Regions from separate parts of the Homo sapiens genome. Here region 1 is linked to region 2. A link is a loop called in an ENCODE intact Hi-C map of the cell type or tissue named here. Cell type or tissue: GM12878. All regions are shown on one strand. Each heading gives the region's core, and the rest is flanking DNA. Links, peaks and the distances in the headings are about the cores only. Region 1 has its middle 13 kb from the start of LILRB1. Region 2 has its middle 22 kb from the start of LILRA2.

Region 1 (2,914 bases), core at 199-2,698, 66 kb after region 2:
GTACTGGTACAAAAACAAACACATAGACCAATGGAACAGAATAGAAAACCCACAAATAAAACCACACACCTACAACTATCTGATCTTTAGGAAACCTGACAAAAAAAAAGTGATGGGGAAAGGATTCCCTATTCAACAAACTGTGCTGGGATAACTGGCTATCCATATGCAGACAATTGAAACTGGACCCCTTCCTTACACCATATACAAAAAAACTAACTCAGGATGGATTGATTGATGGATGTAAAACCTAAAACTATAAAAACCTGGAAGACAACCTAGACAATACATTCAGGACACAGGCACGGGCAAAGATTTTATGACTAAAATGCCAAAAGAAATTGCAACAAAAGCAAAAATTGACAAATGAGATCTAATTAAACCAAAGGGTTTCTGCACTGCAAAAGAAACTGTAAACAGAGTAAACTGACAATCTACAGACTGGGAGAAAGTTTTTGCAAACTGTGCATCTAACAAAGGTCTACTCTCCAGTATCTTTAAGGAACTTAAACCAATTTACAAGAAGAAAACAAACAACCACATTAAAATGTGGGCAAACGACATGAACACACGCTTTTCAAAAGAAGACATACATGTGGCCAACAATCATATAAAAAAAGCTCAACATCACTGATCATGAGAGAAATGCAAATCAAAACCACAATGAGATACCATCTGATACCTGTCAGAATGGCTATTATTAAAAAGTCAAGGGACACATGTTCTCAGGACCTCCTGAGTGCTGATCACTCATATTTGGCTCAGAAAAATCTCTTCTAATATATTACAGAGTTTGACTCTTTTTGTCCACAATAATTTGGTGCCTGAACACGTGAGGCCTCAGATAAGACTCAGGACCCCAAAGGAGTTGTCTCAACCTGGAGCTAAGGTACCAGCAGGGGCCCACTGAAAGCCTCCAGGATTTTGAGCTTCTTCTCTGCCAGAAGTGGTAAGTCCTCCTGAGCCCCGACCTCCCTTTGGTTGACGGCCCTTTATTTATTCTGATCTACTATTTCTTTTTCTTTCTAGGAAGTTGTTGTTTAAGGATCCTACTTCTAGTTGGGAGATACATTCTAAAGGGTCTTCTCCATTGCTTTTCTCCCCAAATTAATCTCGATTTGGCTTGTCTGTTCACATTTGCATGAGGAACTGAACTGTTGTTTTCATAGGGAAACGAGAGACTGTGTTTCCTCAGCTTAAAAAAGAAAGGGCATTTTGCTCCTCCCAGCCAAAATGTGGGAAGTGATGAGGGGTGCTTGTGGGAATGTCTGGGGGTGGATGGACCCCATCGTGATGTGAGTGGCCTACAGGGAACACCCAACAAAATGAGTTTTAAAAAGGCTTGTCCAGGAAGCACATATGGGAGCTGGTCACTCTGCATTTTGGGCCCTCCTGGAGGTGTTTAGACCTTCCGAGAGAGAAACTGAGACACATGAGAGGGAAGAAATGACTCAGTGGTGAGACCCTGTGGAGTCCCACCCACAACCAGCACACTGTGACCCACTGCACAAACCTCTAGCCCACAGCTCACTTCCTCCTTTAAGAAGAGAAGAGAAAAGAGGAGAGGAGAGGAGGAACAGAAAAGAAAAGAAAAGAAAAAGTGGGAAACAAATAATCTAAGAATGAGGAGAAAGCAAGAAGAGTGACCCCCTTGTGGGCACTCCATTGGTTTTATGGCGCCTCTACTTTCTGGAGTTTGTGTAAAACAAAAATATTATGGTCTTTGTGCACATTTACATCAAGGTAAGAGAGCCCTAATGGCGGCTTGCACGCTATAGAGTTCCTAAGTTCTCTCTTTCTCTATTTTCTTTTCTGCCTGCTTTACATCTGCTGTTACCTTTCTACTGAGATAAAAACCACTGTTTAGATCCAAATTTTTTTTGCAAGCTGGTAAATTTATATTAATATCTCATGGCTAGAGTTTTGAAGTAAAAGCTACAGGATGTCTGTGTGTGTGTGTGTGTGTGTGTGTGTGTGTGTGTGGTGTGTGTGTGTTTAAAAGCCTTTATGATAGATTTGTATAATTTTATGTTTAATTGGCAGTGAACCCATTTTAATTTCCCTCTAACACACCAGACTTCTTCCTCTGTACTTTGAGATGTAAGTTTTGCTGATTTTTTCTCCTAAAAAGTGTTTCCTGTAACATGGAAATTTAGGGTTATTTAGCTGACAACTGCCTGGGGTAAGGAAACAGGTTATGAAGAGTTTGAAAGGGTTGGGCGTGGTGGCTCACACTTGTATTCCCAGCACTTTGGGAAGCTGAGGTAGGTGACTCATGTGAGATCAGGAGTTCAAGACCAGCCTGGCCAACATGGTGAATCCCTGTCTCTACTAAAAATGCAAAACTTAGCCAGGCAGTAGTGGCACACTCGTAATCCCAGCTACTTGGGAGACTGAGACAGGAGAATCACTTCAGCATGGGAGATGTAGGTTGCAGTGAGCTGGGATCATGCCACTGCATTCCAGTCTGGGTGACAGAGTGAGCCCCTGCCTCAAAAAAAAAAAAAAAGAAAAAAAGAAAAAAAGAAAAAAAAAGAGTTTGAAAGTTTGAGATAGAAAAAAAAGAGGTTTTTTGAATCTATAAGATGTACTTCTATCAGCATGCCTAATGCGTCCATGAATCTGTGTGTGGTGTACATAATGTTTCACTACTAAAAATATACAAAAGAGCTCTAATTAATTGGCTTAAAGAGAATAAAAGTGCTTAAATCAAATACTTTATCAGGACAAGATGCTTCTTCAAGTTCACTTAAGTAAAATCTTTAATAAATAAGCTGGCTTTAAAATTATTGGTAAAATAAGATTAGAAATGTCTTAAGAATTGTTAGCGTTTTTGTTTGCACTTATTGCACAAGTGGTTTTGTGCTTATCCCTGCAGAATAGTATAAGATTTTCCATAAGGGTTATAAAACTA
Region 2 (2,914 bases), core at 259-2,758:
AAATGTGGAGCGTAGTCTGGAGCCTTCTATGGGGCAGAACAGCACTCGTGTGCAATAATGCTGCAGTGAGCCACAGCCTCGCCTCTCAGCTGCACAGGACAGATGTGCAGTGGAACGGGAAGTCAGAATGACCATCCCTGCGGCCGTTATGAGGAGCTGTTCCCTAGGTCTCTACAATGAAAGCTCCTGAAAACAGTCAATGTAGATTTGCACGCTGAGAACAGCACCTCCATTCCCAGCTACCCAGAGCCAGGTCCTAATTCTTGCTTATCCACCAACTCAGTAAATATAAGTCACGAAGGTTGCTTTTATTTTATGTTGAACTTTTTGTAGTTTACTAGCTTGCATTATTTTTTTTAAAAAAGAAAACGAGTTGATATTTTTAACTTTTAAAAATATCATGATGATGGCCGGGAGTGGTGGCTCACGCCTGTAATCCCAGCACTTTGGGAGGCCAAGGTGGGCAGATCATGAGATTAGGAGATTGAGACCATCCTGGCTAACACAGTGAAACCCCGTCTCTACTAAAAATACAAAAAAATTAGCCGGGCATGGTGGTGGGCACCTGTAGCCCCAGCAACCCGGGAGGCCGAGGCAGAAGAATGGCGTGAACCTGGAAGGCAGAGCTTGCAGTGAGCCGAGATCACGCCACTGCACTCCAGCCTGGGTGACAGAGCGAGACTCCGTCTCAAAAAAAAAAAAAAAAAAAAAAAAAAAAAAAAATATATATATATATATAAAATCATGATTTCTCCATTTTTTTCCTTTCCCATTCTCTGACTTAGAATATTTGAGCAACAAAACCATAATTTCCGGTGCAAGAATGACGAAGTTCCTAATTTGAGTCTGCTTAGATACCTGAGCTTAGTCTCAGGCCCACCATGCGCTGTGAACTCATCCCAGGTTACATGATGTGCCTCTTGGCAACTCTGAGTGATGCTAAGTTTCAGGGAAGTGTGCACAGATCTAGGACTTCAGTAATGTTTAATCATCAGAGGCAAATTTGGGAACTTTTTATTTGTTTGTTTGTTTTTTGAGACGGAGTCTCGCTCTGTCGCCCAGGCTGGAGTGCAGTGGCGTGATCTGGGCTTACTGCAAGCTCCGCCTCCCGGGTTCACACCATTCTCCCGCCTCAGCCTCCCGAGTAGCTGGGACTACAGGCGCCCGCCACCACGCCCGGCTAATTTTTTGTATTTTTTTAGTAGAGATGGGGTTTCACCGTGTTAGCCAAGATGGTCTCAATCTCCTGACCTCATGATCCGCCCGCCTCGGCCTCCCAAAGTGCTGGGATCACAGGCGTGAGCCACCAGATTTGGGAACATTTTGTAATGGCAGTGTGTCCTCAAATACCTTGCTTACAGTGAGTTATATTTTTAGAAATTACAGTGCCCATTACACACACACAGCTGTTCCTTCTCTGTACTCACGGGAAACCCACAGAGACCCCTCCACAAACACCTCCGTATCTGCATGAAAGTGTAAAACCACATGAAAGCCGAGCTTGCTATTTACTAGTTGTGCATAGGGTTGTTTGTGTGCATGTGTGTGTGTGTGTGTGTCTTCTAGATACAGTCAGGTTCAACGGCATTATGCTAAATACTTGCCGCTCTAATGAATAATCATCCTCTTGGGGTTTCTCCAGGTCATTTGAATATGGAGACCCACTTCTCCAGTATCTCTCCTAAGAATAACCTTTCAACAGGTTCTTAACATCGTCAGCAAAAATATTTTCAACAAATGTTCCCAAAAGCACCTTAGACTCTGAAGACCTAAAAAAGATATAATACATTCTTTCAGAGCTGTTGGGGAGATCCTCAGCAAACCTACATTATACCATAAACGGTCTCAAAAATAGCTCATTTTCCCATAAGCCATGAGAGATAATGAGATGGGAAGTCCGGAGGAGGGTCTGAGGTGTCTGTGAGGAGCCGCCTCCTCCAGTTTCAGGTCATTGTTCCCTCCATGTGTGTCTAGGAAGCCCTCCCTCCTGACCCCCAAGGACCCTGCGTGGACTGACCCTCCAGTGCAGCTCTGATGTCGGCTACCACAGATTCGCTGTGTACTAGGAGGGGGCACGTGACTTCCTCCAGCGCCCTGGCCAGCAGCCCGAGGCTGGGCTCTCCCAGGCCAACTTCCCCCTGGGCCCTGTGAGCCGCTCCCAAGGGGGCCAATACAGATGCTACGTATGGTGCACACAACCTCTCCTCCGAGTGCTCGGCCCCCAGGGACCCCCTGGACATCCTGATCGCAGGTTGGAGCCCAGTGGGTTCAGACAAGTTCCAAAATTCTGTGCAGAGCTGCGTGTGCGTTTGTAGGGGTGTTTCTGTGTGTGCTTGTGTGTGTGTGTTTGTATGTGTTTGGGTGTGTATATGTATGCATGTTTGTATTTTTGTGTCTGTGTATATTTGTGTGTTTTTGTCTGTACGTGTTTGAATTTGTGTGTTTTTGTTTCTCTCTCTGTAGTTGCATTTGCATGCATCTGTGTGTATGTGGGGAGGTGTGTGTGTGTGTGTAGGTGTGTGTGTGTGAGTTTGAGTGTGTTTCTGTGTGGGTTTATTTGTATGTGTATGAGTGTGTGTGAGTATATGTATGTGTGTGTGTGTTGTGTGTGCGTGTGTGTATGTGAGTGTGTGAGATTGTATGTGTGTGCATGTTGTGTGTGTCTGAGATTGTGTGTGCGTGTGTGCATGTGAGATTGTATGAGTGTTTGCATGGTGTGTGTGCGTGTGTGTGTGAGATTGTGTGTGAGTGCGCATGTGTGTATGTGAGTGTGTGAGATTGTATGTGTGTGCATGTTGTGTGTGTGTATGTGAGTGTGTGTGAGATTGTATGAGTGTGCGTGTGTGTGTGCATGCATGTGTGTAGACGGCATAGCACAGATGGTCACGAGGTGCGCCTGGTTCTTCCGCCATGT

Evidence for each region. A loop is a pair of places that touch in the nucleus more often than their neighbours do. Peaks named below come from ENCODE experiments on the same cell type or tissue, not always from the same donor. Only the 100,000 strongest peaks of a DNase experiment are listed, where the experiment ranks them.
Region 1: a loop joins it to region 2, with 2.9 times the contacts of the local background. A loop is called at or near these places in 2 of 110 quality-filtered maps.

What each region holds. Positions count from the first base shown.
Region 1 is chr19:54,615,607-54,618,520 of GRCh38, forward strand. It overlaps a transcript of LILRB1 not described here. Among named protein-coding and RNA genes, the nearest start is that of LILRB1, 13 kb to the right of the region's middle. In GM12878, for the core only: no CTCF peak of the experiment used is centred there; DNase peaks (open chromatin) are centred at 545, 705, 1,465 and 2,175; H3K4me3 peaks cover 2,500 bases; H3K27ac peaks cover 2,500 bases.
Region 2 is chr19:54,550,006-54,552,919 of GRCh38, forward strand. No RefSeq gene overlaps it. Among named protein-coding and RNA genes, the nearest start is that of LILRA2, 22 kb to the right of the region's middle. In GM12878, for the core only: no CTCF peak of the experiment used is centred there; DNase peaks (open chromatin) are centred at 1,516 and 2,126; H3K4me3 peaks cover 817 bases; H3K27ac peaks cover 750 bases.